4 separate regions of the Homo sapiens genome follow, and regions 1, 3 and 4 are each linked to region 2. A link is a contact called in ENCODE Hi-C or POLR2A ChIA-PET data. All regions are on one chromosome and are shown on one strand. The core of a region is the stretch at or near the end of the contact, and the rest is flanking DNA. Distances in the headings are between cores, read along the strand shown. Region 1 overlaps CDK6 (cyclin dependent kinase 6). Region 2 holds the start of CASD1 (CAS1 domain sialic acid O acetyltransferase 1). Region 3 holds the start of FAM133B (family with sequence similarity 133 member B). Region 4 holds the start of CDK6-AS1 (CDK6 antisense RNA 1).

What was found. Hi-C counts contacts between places; a loop is a spot of excess contacts on that map. ChIA-PET counts read pairs that join two places held with the same protein, here RNA polymerase II (POLR2A). Pooled maps may share reads with other maps.
Region 1: a loop to region 2 is called in a map with no recorded cell type, with 6 times the contacts of the local background. The contact joins the enhancer-like site here to the promoter of CASD1 in region 2. A Hi-C loop is called at or near these places in 2 of 37 single-sample maps with no recorded cell type and 3 of 50 pooled maps. POLR2A ChIA-PET finds 5 or more read pairs at or near these places in 2 of 52 experiments (activated CD8-positive, alpha-beta memory T cell and activated naive CD4-positive, alpha-beta T cell).
Region 3: a loop to region 2 is called in a pooled map, with 11 times the contacts of the local background. The contact joins the promoter of FAM133B here to the promoter of CASD1 in region 2. A Hi-C loop is called at or near these places in 7 of 50 pooled maps.
Region 4: a loop to region 2 is called in a map of CD8-positive, alpha-beta T cell, with 8 times the contacts of the local background. The contact joins the promoter of CDK6-AS1 here to the promoter of CASD1 in region 2. A Hi-C loop is called at or near these places in 2 of 168 maps with a recorded cell type or tissue (CD8-positive, alpha-beta T cell and naive thymus-derived CD4-positive, alpha-beta T cell) and 5 of 50 pooled maps.

Annotation. Positions count from the first base shown.
Region 1 is chr7:92,632,014-92,635,111 of GRCh38, reverse strand. All of the region lies in intron 5 of CDK6 (cyclin dependent kinase 6), which reads left to right. Among named protein-coding and RNA genes, the nearest start is that of FAM133B, 43 kb to the right of the region's middle. RefSeq lists enhancers at 2,802-2,851, 2,962-3,051. Within about 2 kb of position 1,756, at least 14 of the 41 ENCODE cell types and tissues checked have a DNase peak (open chromatin) inside an H3K27ac peak, as active enhancers do.
Region 2 is chr7:94,508,225-94,511,263 of GRCh38, reverse strand. It overlaps CASD1 (CAS1 domain sialic acid O acetyltransferase 1), which reads right to left and starts at 1,455. Exons shown (of 18, transcript NM_022900.5): 1 at 1,047-1,455. The coding sequence starts at 1,179. RefSeq lists silencers at 792-1,151, 1,252-1,401, 1,442-1,661 and enhancers at 195-1,181, 1,182-2,170.
Region 3 is chr7:92,588,544-92,591,693 of GRCh38, reverse strand. FAM133B (family with sequence similarity 133 member B) reads left to right here and starts at 1,304. Exons shown (of 11, transcript NM_152789.4): 1 at 1,304-1,426. The coding sequence starts at 1,403. RefSeq lists enhancers at 1,147-1,426, 1,517-1,576.
Region 4 is chr7:92,834,752-92,838,230 of GRCh38, reverse strand. CDK6-AS1 (CDK6 antisense RNA 1) reads right to left here and starts at 1,748. Exons shown (of 2, transcript NR_110088.1): 1 at 1,668-1,748. CDK6 (cyclin dependent kinase 6) reads left to right here and starts at 1,658. Exons shown (of 8, transcript NM_001145306.2): 1 at 1,658-1,753. RefSeq lists silencers at 1,356-1,715, 2,826-3,075 and an enhancer at 2,166-2,245.

The sequences.
Region 1 (3,098 bases), core at 507-3,006, 1.9 Mb after region 2:
TAGGTGGTTTCCCAAAGATGATCCAATGCAATGAGTCATCCCTCTGAGCACTTACTGCACATTATTTCTTTTTACTAATCCTCGGTGCTTTTGGTTGCATGTTTTTTAACCTTTAGAGCCCTCCTGGGAGGTTCAGAGTCTTCTCACTATGAATATAAAACAGACTCTACTACATCCCCCCACATGTCCCTCTTGTCCTTTACTTCCTATACTTTTCAAATCTAAGATAATCCATCACTTAGGAGAACAGTCAGGATCATGTCCAAAGATAAAAGATCAGCAGTAAGTTTCTCCAGAGTTAGCAGCAGCTCCATCTCATTCCCAGTATAAAAATCAAAAATGTAGATGGATGTAAGTCAATGTGTAGAACCCATATCAAGAAAACTATAAAACTTGATTGAGATACATAAAAATGACTTTCCTAGATATAGAGAATATTTGATTATTAGAAAGATATTAAATATTCCATTTTCCTGAACAGGAAGATTGAATAGTTGTAAGGATATAAAAGGTTTCCAAATTAATTCATAGGTTTATGCAACTCCAGTCAGAATTCCAGTGGGATTTCCTGAAATGCATTTGGAAGAGTTAAACTGGTGAAAATAGCCAAGAATTTTTTGTTACCAAAAAAAAAAAGTTATGAAGAGAAACTCCTGCTACCAAGCACTAAAATACATTATGCAACTACAGTAATAAAAATAATGTGGTACCAGCAGAAGTGACAGACATTAATGGAACAGAATAGAGAATGAGACTTGAAACCCTAATTTAGGAAGTGATGCAATTTATCATAAATCACAAATCTGGGAGGACAGAACGGCATATGCAACAAATGAGAATAGGGTAATTGGTCAATTTCATGGGGGAAAAATGGTAACCTGATTAGATTCTCACTATTCCTCACCACAGAGCAAATGACAGATGGCTTAAAGAGTTACATATTAAAAGTGAAGCCATAAAAGAATAAAGAAACTATAGGAAGTATCTGTGACCCTAGAATGGAGATATATTTTCAAAGCATTAAGAAGTCACAAACAAAAATACTAATATATTTGATTATATAAAAATTGAAAACTTTTGTTCATCAGAAAATAAAAACACTGCCAAGTTAAAAAGCATGTGATAATCTTGGAGAAAATGAATGAATATGACAAAGGTGTAATATCCTTAATGAATAAAAGAGCTCTTAAAATTAATTGGAAAGCCACTAGCACACCCCACTGTAGCTACACTACATTCCTATCACACTGTGTACATATCACAGTGCTAAATCATTTTATACTCATAATACAGTTCAGATGACACAAGACAGTATTAGAAATTCAGATCTTATTTTCCATTCACATATTCTTTGTCCAAAGGCAGTTTAAGGAAACTAACACATTACATTATGCTATAAATACTTCAGAACAGTTTGTCCACATTGACACTTCCATTTCCTAAAATGAAACCCTCGCTGGCCCACAGAGGGAAAAAAAAAAAAAAAAGGCTAGCTTTGTTAACCAGCTTTATTTCAACAAGCACATCCACATGGTAAGAACTTCCTCTGATGAGTCATCCACAGTTGTCAAACACCAACTTTCCTTTGTTTGGCCCATGCAGAAATCAGGTCTGTGGAAGCACAGTTCAAGAGTCTGAATCATTTAATTGTGTTTTATTCATATCTGAATTTGCATCTGTCACAAACCCAATGTGTCCACCGTGAAAAATTGCATCCTTCAAATATTACTGAACAAAAAACCCTATTCAAATAGGTCTGTTCTGTCTAGATTGTCTGTGAAATTTCTGAGGAATGTTGTGGGCTCTGTTTCCTGTACCAAATTGTTGAGTTATCACACATCATTGGATTCTACCCAAAGTGTGCTGGATAGGCATATTATATTCAGACAGGATACCAGTTGTCTTTACCATTCATAAAGGAAAAAGAAAAGATTACTCCTGCTCCCTGCCATAAGATATAAACTAAGAAGTGAAAATGTGTGTACCCATAGTTTTTTTAATGTGTCCTTGATTTCTTTTCTTCACCAAGATTTGAGTTTTATTCAGTCATAGCTTTGTTATGCACTTTCTTGTCACCCTGTACTTGTTCAAAACTAAGGACTATAGTCAAGACTCAGATCCTGCCCTGGGATTGGTGCCATCTTAGCTTGTTTGGAAAAAAAAAAAAAAAAAAAAAAAGATCTTTAGAGATACCATCATATCCATTTGTATATAAAAAGAGAAAAGAATGGAAGTGATGCTGTGTAATTTATTTTCATCTATTTACTCTATTTTCCAAATTTTCCACAATGCGTATATATTTTATAATCAAGATAATCTGTTACTTTTTAAATTTTTTATTTTTAATTTTTGTGGATACATAGTAGATATATATGGGGTACATGAGATGTTTTGATATAGGTATGCAATAATTTGTTATTTTTAACAGTACCCATGATGAATCATTCAAAATATAAATTCAGTAAATAAGCTTTTTGAAAAAGTTAAACTTGCTGTTGGGCCAGTAAAATTTTATTCTGATAAAATAAATGCTAGCTTTTGTTGATTAATCACCACACTAAACTCACAATACTAGACACTGGTAGACAACATCACTGACATTCAAGGGCCAGAGCCCTTATTTATATGTTGAGCACATTATAATTTTTTAAGGAAAAAATGAGAAAATCAGTCTTTCAGTGTTTGGACTATTTTTAACCAATGATTGAATCCAATTTGAGAATATTTTTAGATCATTTGTAATGCTTTATGACTGATACTTTTGGTTCCATTTTGAGCAAAGCTTCTTTTTTTCTTTTTAAAGAAGCCACTTCAGCCAACAGACACTTCCATTTCAGAAAATGTCTAGTGATTATTTTCCCCCAAAGGCAACATGAAAACCTTCAGCCTCAGAAAGATGTCATTTTGCTGACATCCGGCTGATGTCAATATTAGAGTTTTTGCAAGAGAAAGGTGTGTGAGCATAGAGGTGATGATAATTATATACTCAAAGACACACCCACAACAGAGCCCATAAGACTCCCTTTGGCAAAAAATGTTGTATTGAAGACAAAACCAGTGGATTCAGAGGTTAAAAGTAAGAAGTAGTTTTGAGAGCC
Region 2 (3,039 bases), core at 206-2,705:
CACCTGTCCATTACACATTACATCTTGACTGATTAATCTCACAGTCACCAAGAGCTGGCCAGATAATGGCTTTGATAGTATTAAGAGCCAAAAATAAAAGATCCTATCATTATTAATTTCCCTCTGCCTGTCAGCCTCTCTCCCAGTGACATTTTTACAAAGGAAAAAAAACAATCAATCAGCAAGGAGAAGTAAATATCCCTTGATTACTGAAAGATAATTCATTCTCAAATCAGGTCATATTTCCTTTTCCCCTTTACACCAATTTCAAAACCCATGGCCAAGGCCTGCTTTCAAAGTGCTTACAACTTGCTTTCAACTGCCCACCTTTACGCCTGTCAACCCACAACTTCCTTCCAAAAATCTGCTCTGGTGCCTTAACTTTGTAAAAAGTGTGCACTCCGAAGCCTTTAAACGTTTCTGCATCACAAAAGCTGGGTGGCACCTCTTCCATTTGGCCACAGGCATCTTTTGCCAGCTGTCGCCCTTTTGGCAAAGGAAAATGGGGGCGGCCCTTGCCGCTGTCCAACAGCCCAGACTGGGTGTTACAGGGCAGAGGCAAAATTAAACAAAGGCTAAGGAGCCGGACCCTTAAGAGGCAGGACCTGCGACCCCACTGCTGGCAGCGGTGCCCCTTGCAGGGCGGCCTTGGGCTTCATGCGCCCCGGGCTGCCCCCAAGGACCGCCTGTCCGACTTCCTGCACGCGAGCCCCTGATCTGGAGCGTCTCCCCGAACCCAGACCGCTCAGGAGCCGGACCTCAGCAGCACTTTTGGCCAGGTCCAGGGTTGGCGCCCCCGACCCCAGCGCGGGCGGCTCGGGGCGCCCAGAACCACCAGCCATTGTCCTTTGGTGGCCCCCACTGGGGTCCACTCAGTTGGCCTCGGGCGCCGGCCGCTGCTGGGGACACCTGGGGGAACCGCCTCCCCCGCGGGCCGGGCCGGCGGAAGGCCGCGTGGGCGTGTGTTGGGCGATGGGGGCGGCCTCCAGCCGCCGCGTCGCCGCCTCCCCCACGGCCTGCCCGGGCAGAGGGGAGGGCCCGCTCACCTCGGTAGCGGCGGGAGGCGAGGTGGCACGCTGCGAGCAGCAGCACGGCCACCAGCGCCAGCACCTTGGCGCTCCTCACGCTGAAGTAGTGGTTGATCTCCCGCTTGCCCAGGTTGTAGGCCAGAGCCGCCATCTTGGTTCCTCCATGACAACAGTGCGCGGCGGAGCGGGAAAGGGGCGCCGCACAGGGGCAGCACTGGGGCTGCCGCCGCTGCAGCCAGGCGAGGAGCGGCCGCCAGCTCCCCAGGCCGCCACCTGCGCCTCCCGCCGGGGAACCTGACCCCGCGGCCGCGGCGCCCCCGACCTCCGCCTGCCCCTCCTCGGCCGCGGCCGACTCGGCGGCCTCCCCCCAGCCCCGCCGCCGCTGCTCCGCCGTGCCGGTTCCCCAGGCGCCCTGGACGCCTGTCTCCTCCCCTTCCTCCTCCTCTTTAGCCTCCTGCCTTAATAGCGGCTGCGCCTGCGAGGGGGGTCCGGATGCCCAGTGCTCCGGGGTCACCGGGTCACGCGCCCCGGCGGGCGGCGGCGGCTGCGGCAGAGCCATGGGGGTGTGGGGAGAGAGTACTAGGGGTACCCGCCTGGCCCGGACGCGAGCCTTAGGGCTGTCTCCTAGTTTACTGGCCGCTACCTGAGCCCAGGTTGGGGCAATAGAACTACAGTTCCGGGAGAAAAGTACACATCGTCCCATTCCTTCCTTCCCCAACACTCCCCTTTCTCAGCCTTCTACTGCCAGAACCCGCCCAGCGGGATGCGAAGGACACCCTAAGGTCGTTTATTGTCTGGCTATCCGTGGCCTGGCTGGTCAGTCTGGCTGCCCCTGGGTGCTGGCCAGATTGGATTGATGGATCCAGTTGATGGTGCTGGCCGATGGATTGCTGGCATCCAACCCAGGAGTGAAACCAGTCTTAACACTTAACTCACCGCTCTGGCCAGTTTCTCTTAAACCGTTTTTTTAATGTCCTCAGTTTGCCCAGTTCTGGTGGGCGAAAGTACACCAAAGTTCCGAATGGAAGGTACAGAAGGAGCCTAACTTAGTGTAGGTGTTGATGAGAAAAGAGTCTGACTCTCACTTGTATTTACGCAAGTTTGGCTAGGTCGATGTGCCAAAAAAATTCGTTTTTTTTGAGAGGGAGTCTCACCCTGTCGCCCAAGCTCTAGTGCAGTGGCGTGATCTTCGCTCACTGCAGCCTCCCCCTCCTGGGTTCAAATGGTTGTCCTGCCTGAGCCTGCCGAGTAGCAGAGATTGCAGGCGCCCGCCACCACACCCGTTTAATTTTTGTATTTTAATAGAGACGGGGGTTTCACCATTTTGGTCAGGCTGGTCTCGAACTCCTGACCTCAAATGATCTGCCCATCTCGGCCTCCCAAAGTGCTGGGATTACAGGCATGAGCCACCAAGCCTAGCCAAAAAAAATTTTTCTTAATGTGCTTATGACAATCATCCCCGCTACTAACGTTGGTTAATGTTTTGTGATTCTCAATAAAGCCAGCACTCCATTTCCTTAATAAAGCATTGTTATCCCTACTCTCCTCTCGCTCCCACCCCACCTTTTTTAAATGGTTTTTCTTGTTGCCTTCCAGATGGGAATGGTTATTTACATTGCTTGCCATTCTACTTGCCTTGCCTTGTTTAGAGTGAGTCATTGTTTAGTTGGGGTGTTGTCAAGTATTCTTTACAACTTTCCCATTTAGCCATTCCTGAACTTGTGCTTATAGGCCCCTCTTAAAATTATAGAATATTAGATATGAAGGGACTGTAGAGATCTTGTCTACTCATTCCCATTCTCTTCATCCAAGGACTCTTTATTATGTTTTCATCCATGGACTTTATATCTTGAAAGATTTTGTCACTTAAATGAAATCACATACATCACTGTCATGGATGTAATGCTAATAAGCAATAAAGTTAAATAAGTGTACAAACACTTAGGCACTGTTCCCTGCAAATAGTCTTTTAATTTTGGCTGTCATTCTGATCAGAGGTTGATCACATGTT
Region 3 (3,150 bases), core at 55-2,554, 1.9 Mb after region 2:
AGCAGAACCACCAAGGACTGCATGTGAGAGTTTGGAAAAGTTTTGAGACAGAAGATGGTAGTTGGGAGCATCTGTCATATAGTGTAGCATGAAAAATGCAGGGAGGGAGGGAGGCAGAGATCGGGAAAGATGATTTTAAAGCATGTTCTTGTATGTAATTAGTGTAATTCCCATTTTGCCATTTCCAAGAGTCCGGAGAAGATCCTAATTGATTTTCAACTACTTCCTAATGATACTTGCTAAGATGAACCCAGAGGGGTCGCTTTATCTATAAATACTTACTAAATATGATTATCTTCTCTGGAGCCCAGATCATCTTCCTTAAAGTTGCAGTGCAGTAGTGCCAATATTACGATATGCTATGCAGTAAAGTTGGCCCTGTGTGTGTTTATTGCCCTTACGAGTTTATAAACAGGCTCCTTGACGATAGGGATTTTTCTTAATCATCTTTGTGCCCTACCCAGCTCCAGCTTCCAGCCACCCAGTTAGTGAAAACTGTACAAACTACATGTTCAAAAATTAGTGTGAAATGAATGCACAGGTGATGAATGAATGGGATTGAAATTAAAGGGTGATTTCGTTAGCAGCGTCTATGACAGCACTGCCTTTCCCCCCACCAGCTGATGGGCTCCGTGAGGGACCAAGGCTCTTTGGTCCTCACTTTGTCCCCAGCACTTGCACTCTGTCAAGCACAAAATAAGCATCGGGAGAATCTTTGTGTCCCCTCGAATGAGTATTTCAGTGTATCAAGAATGGAAGAAAGGCCAAGCGCAGTGGCTCATGCCTGTAATCCCAGCACTTTGGGTCGAGGCGGGCGGATCACTTGAGGTCAGGAGTTATAGACCAGCCTGGCCAACGTGGTAAAACCCTGTCTCTACTAAAAATACAAAAAATTTAGCCCGGCGTGTTGACGGCCGCCTGTAATCTCAGCTACTCGGGATGCTGAGGCAGGAAAATCGCTTGAACCCGGGAGGTGGAGGCTGCAGTGAGCCTAGATCGTGCCACTGCACTCCAGCCTGGGCGACGGAGCGAGAGTCTGTCTAAAAAAAAAAAAAAAAAAAAAAAAAAAAAAAAGAATGGAAGAAAGCAAAACAATCCAAGGCCAAACTGAAGCGAGCTGCCTTGGTGGGGCTCCGGTGCAGAAGCGCAGCGTCGCCTGCTCTTGGGTGCCTAATGAACGACCGGACTCCTGCAGGCGCTCCGCCAACTGCAGCGATCTCTGGAGCCGGCCTGTCCTCCACAGAGATAGGGGGCGCTGTAGCAGAGCGCGGCCGTCGAGTCCGCGTGGTGCCGCTCTCTAGGCGGAGTGGGGAGGCGGCAAGAGGACCTGCGGCAGGCCCTCTTCGGCAGTCTCTCCGGCCCGGTTTCCCTCGGCGTGCTACTGTGCGCTCGATCCAGCACCATGGGGAAGCGGGACAATCGGGTGGTGAGTACTCAGCCGGGAAAACAGTGGGGCGACGCAGGGCCCGGCGGCAGGACAGCGAGAACCCTCGCTGTTCCCGGCCGGGCCGGAGGGCAAGCGGCAGCCCTCAGACGTGGGGCCTGGAGACCCAGCACCCTCCGCCGATCCCAGATGCGCGTGCGCCGCGCACGCAGTTGGCGCTTTAGGGTTCCCAGCTCTCTCTTGCCCGCCCCTTTTTTCTTCCCTCACCTCGTCGCTCTTTCTGGCGCTGCTGGTTTGCACTCTTGCCTGCTGTACGCGGGCCCCCAGTGCCCACTTAGAACCGCGAGGGCTCGGGGAACCCCCCCCACACCTGGCCCCGCCATGTAACTCCGAAGACTTAGGCCCTTGGACGCATCCGACTCACCCGCCCCTTGGTATCGGCCGCCCCAGGTCCGCACCCCTCTCCTGCGCACCCAAGTGGGAGGGAGGCACAGAGGCCTCGACGCGGTCCCTGTGCCGGAGAGCCAGCAGCGCGCCTGGTTTTAGCGACAAGCAGGCTCCCGTTTGAAAATGGGATGGCAGCATTTGCTTTCGTGTCTCCAGCGCCCTGTAGGACCTGGCCCCCATAGACACTGTGAGGGAATGAATGGCGTGAAAATAGTTGGCTTTCGAGTCCAACACAAAACTGGAATGTCAGTTTTGTTCCGTCGGAAGTTGGGTGACCTAGAACAAGTTACTTTTCTTCTCTGTGCCGTCGTTTATAAAAGGGGATCATTATTATCTACAACCTTACAGATTAATTGAAATCACAAAAGGCAAGATGTGTGAGCGAGTACTGGGCATGAAAATTATTACTCTAGTGAATGAGATAAAAGAGATGCATAAATAACTTACAGCAGAAAGAGTAGGAAATGGTCCTTGATAGTTGTTAGAGATTCTAAAGGCATTCAAAAGAAAAGGTGCTTTTGAGAAGCGGAGATGGGAGGAAAGTATTCTAGACCGCTGGGGCGGGGAGGGGGCTGAAAAACTCAGGTTATGAATCAGATTGAATGAGTAGTAAACATAATGAAATAACAATAAGCTTAGGTTGCAGCCTGACAATTTCTGGGCTTGCCTGTGACAAAGTTTTAGCCACTGAGTAGCAAAATGAGGAAAATGCACGTAAAACGAATGTGCTACGTTTCTTGAACTCGCTTTTTTATTCAACAATTATTTGCAAGCTGTGTGTGTCTCACACCAAAGGAGACTTAACATTTACGAAATGATGACACTTGCCATCTGTAGTAGCCAGTTCTTGCATGGCTTTTATAAAGAAAAACCTGAGGCTGGGTAATTTATAAAGAAAAGTGTTTAATTGGCTCACGGTTCTATGGGCTGTACAGGAAGCTTAGCGGCATCTGCTTCTGGGGAGGCCTCAGGGAGCTGTTACTCATGGTGGAAGGCAAAGCAGGAGCAGGCGTCTTACATGGCAGGAGCGGGACCAAGAGAGGGACGGGGAGAGTTGCTACACAGTTTTAAACAACCGCATCTGTTGAGAAATCATCTCTATGCAGTGCTGGGGAGAGGAGGATGCTAAGCCATTCATGAGAACTCCGCCCCCATGATCCAGTCACCTCCCACCAGGCCCCACCTCCAACATTGGGGATTACAATTCGACATGAGATTTGGGCGGGGACACAGATCCAAACCATTTCACCATCTTAAAAACTTTGTAGTTCTGTATAGTCTTTATAATGGAAAATGTCTAGGAACCACTGTGGTAGTGA
Region 4 (3,479 bases), core at 499-2,998, 1.7 Mb after region 2:
ATACAAATTTTGTTCAGAAAACTGGATCTTATTTTAGAAGACATGCTCTTAACACAAATGTATTTTATGAATTATCTTAAGCTTAAAGACATACAATTATTCACTTTTATTTTTAAAGAAAAAAGTATTATAATGCATTGCAAAATATGTGCTACTGAAAATGCATCAATTTTTATTTCCCTAGCCTTACCTCACACTATAACATAGAATCAGTTTTATAAAGGCAAAAATTTGATTTACTGTGAGATTAGTAACATGGTTTTAAAGTCAAAAGATTTATAGAAGTAGTATTTCCAATTCAAACAGAATTTTGCCAGGTTTTAATTTTTCTACAAAGCACTTAAGTAAATAATTTTGTGAAAAGTTTTGCTTTAAGATGTTTTAAAGGGTTTCAAGTATTCTACAGATAGAGATTTTGGGGAGAACACCAAATTCTTTCCAAAAAGACAGCTATTTCAAGTTTTCTTTTACTCCATTGTAGAAAGTTTTAAAGACTTTTTTTTCTCCAAAATCTAATTTTCACCTGAAATAATTGTATTCAAGGGTTTCTCAGCAGGTAAAGTATACATTCTTACAAGGTTTCAAATTTCAGATTTCCAATAATGCATTTAAACTGAGCACTCCTCTTTTTGTGTATGTATCTACTATCTGCAGTTCTATTATTTACACTAAATTTTAGTCTTTTTAGCTCCTCTGAAATACGTTAGTGAACCCTCAGCAGTTACTAACCACTTAATAATTGTGAGCCCGCCAGCCCCTTCAAGTAGATCGTTAACCATAAGAGTGCCTGACAATTTCCAAACCATATCCTCTGTCTAAAAGGAAAAGATAGGGCTTTGTGAGGCAGAAAGGAAGCGAAGGAAAACAAAACAAATGTAGCTCATGCTGAAAGTGAAAAGTGCTTGGATAGATTAGTATTTTCTTTTCTGCAAGGCATCCTGCCAAACTTTTTCTTTATTTTTTTAAGAGAAGAGTTATTTTTTGGTCTGATTTTTCAGTTTCTTGGAAAGTATTGGTATTTACCACCCCCATTGGCCGCTCATAATTATTGTTGGTTGTTTTGTGTTTTTCCCATCCGTCCACGTCACACAGTGAGGATGCCCCCCGCTTCACCCTGTCAAAACCCCAACTCTGGGCGACCCTGGGTTTGGAAACTCCGCCGACTCCCGACGACACGTCCCACTCTCTCCCACTAATGCCGCTTATTTTAGTCGCAGGATCCCCCTACTACAGTTTCAGCGAAAGCCGGAAATTTTCATTTAACTCTCCCCCCCACCCCCACCCCCACCGCGCCCTTCTAGCCCCCGACTCGTAGAAGGGAGCTAGGGAGCCCGGAGCTCGGAGCACTGCCGGGACTCGGCCGCCTCATTTCTCTCCGGAAGGCTTTAATTTGCACACTTTCTTGCCACTGCGCCACGAGCCCCCAGCCCCGCCGGGGGGTGGGTCTCCGGCAGAGTTGGCTTCGCGGGTCCCTGCCCCCACCCCGCACGGTCGCCCCAGCTGCCTCCCCGGCTGGGGCCCCCAGCGCCGGCCGGAGCCCAGCGGCCCCCGTCCGCCCCCAGCGAGCGGCGCGGGCGGCGCCCTCCGCCGTCCCTCCGCCCTCCGCCGCTGTGCCCACCCCCTCGCCGGAGAGAGTGCTGGTAACTCCTTCCCCAGAGTCTGATTACCTGCTCCGCGAGGCCGCGGACACGTGCGGAGAGCCGACTGACACTCGCAGCCCCCTCGGGAGGCCCGACGCGACTGGGCCCCTCAGGTGAGGAGCTGTGCGCTCGGGTGGGTGGGCTGCGGGGTGGGGGGTCCCGGGGGAGATCTGGGGGATTGGCCGGGGTCCGAGGCAGAACTGTGGGTGGGGTAAGTGGAGGGTGGCGGGGGGTGGGGGGGACCTGTGTTTCCTTGGAATCGGCTTTGGTTAACCCCTTACGAACTGAGACGGGATTGGTTATGGGGGCCAGTTTTGGGGAGCTAGAGGATTCTCCTTATCTGATGAGAGGGGGAGATCCCAGCCTAGGGACACCCGCGACACCGAGATCCTGCTTCCACGTATCCGTACGCACACACACCCACACGGAACACGCCTCATACAGTTTCTCCAAACGGAACTGGAACTCTACTCGGACACTCACATAATAATTCACATTTAGGGTTTAAAATGCACTGCCTCTAGGGACTCCATGCTGGAGAATGTGCTTGCATTTCCCCCTCGAAAACTCCCTCTCCAGCTCGCTGAGGTGTGGGTGTGGGCTCCACCTTCCCCTCCACGAGATAAATGTTAACGCAGGCTTCCTGCGGGCGTGTTATACACAGAAAAGTGCACGCAGCCGGCCAGTGCCCAGGCTTGGAGCCCCGCGAAGACGCACGTTTGCTGTAGTTTCCAAGTTTACTTTTATAATTTAAAATATTGGAGTTAAACACACGCCCCGCAGTGAGCAGCCCTGGTCCCCGCAGCGCGCCCGTCCGTGTGCATATGGGCGCATCTGCGTGTGCGCACACGCGGGAGTCGCGGTCCCCGGTGTGGCCTCTTGTCGCTGTGCTGGTGGCGACCCTTGTGGTGCTTGGCAGGCTTCGGGAGAGGCGCATGAAGGATTTCATTGAGTGTGAAGACAGAGAGCAGAGACAGAAAGCAGAAGGAGGCGGCTGCAGCCTTTGTAGTCGCGGAGGAATGCGGAAATGTTGAAGCACTATGTCAAACTTTTTTTGAAATGGGGTCAAGTCACATTCAGCCAGCGTGGGAAAGCAACAACAACAACAAAAAAAAGTGGAGGAGAGGGGGGGAAAAGGCATTGCTGCTCCCGTTTCTCTCCGCCGAAGCCGACCGTCTGGGGGGCGAGTGGGGGGAGAGCCAGGGCAGTGCGGGGCCCGGCGGGGGCAGCAGGCGCAGTTCCCTGCGGGGGTGGGACGTCCCCGACGCTTCCTTCGCTGCGGAGCCCGGGGCTAGACTCGAGCGGGAGGGGGTTGGGGGGATGCAGGACAGGCGGGTTGGGCGGCCGGCGGCGGCTCCCCGGCTACCTGTGTGGCCCTCGACCTGGCTCAGACCCCCGGGCAGTCCCTGGGGGCTCTTTCCTCGGCTTTTAAGGAAAGTTCTGAATGTAGTGAGTGCCAGAAGCTCTGCTCTCGCCGCGGTCCGCTCCACCCGCTCATCGTGGGGGTCGCGCCGTTTGTTTAATTCCTGGCAAAAGGCGAGCGGGCCAGCGGTTGCGAGGCAGGTAATTCCGAGGTGCCCCGGGAATTCCGGACATGCGGCCGTCGTGGTGAAAGTCCTGCCGAGGCCGCGGCGGCCCTGGAGGAGGGAGGCCCCCTAGGTCCCAGATAGCTGCTGAATGGGGAGGGAAAGTTAGGGTACCCTACTCTGGCGCTTTGTTGTGCAGAGGGCTCCGGGGGCGTCCGGCTGCAGACTGGACCGGGCCTTTAGCCGGAGGGGGAATGGGGCAGCCACCTCTGCTACCTACAGCGGGGAGGTCCTGGGAATGGGAAAAGGTTCG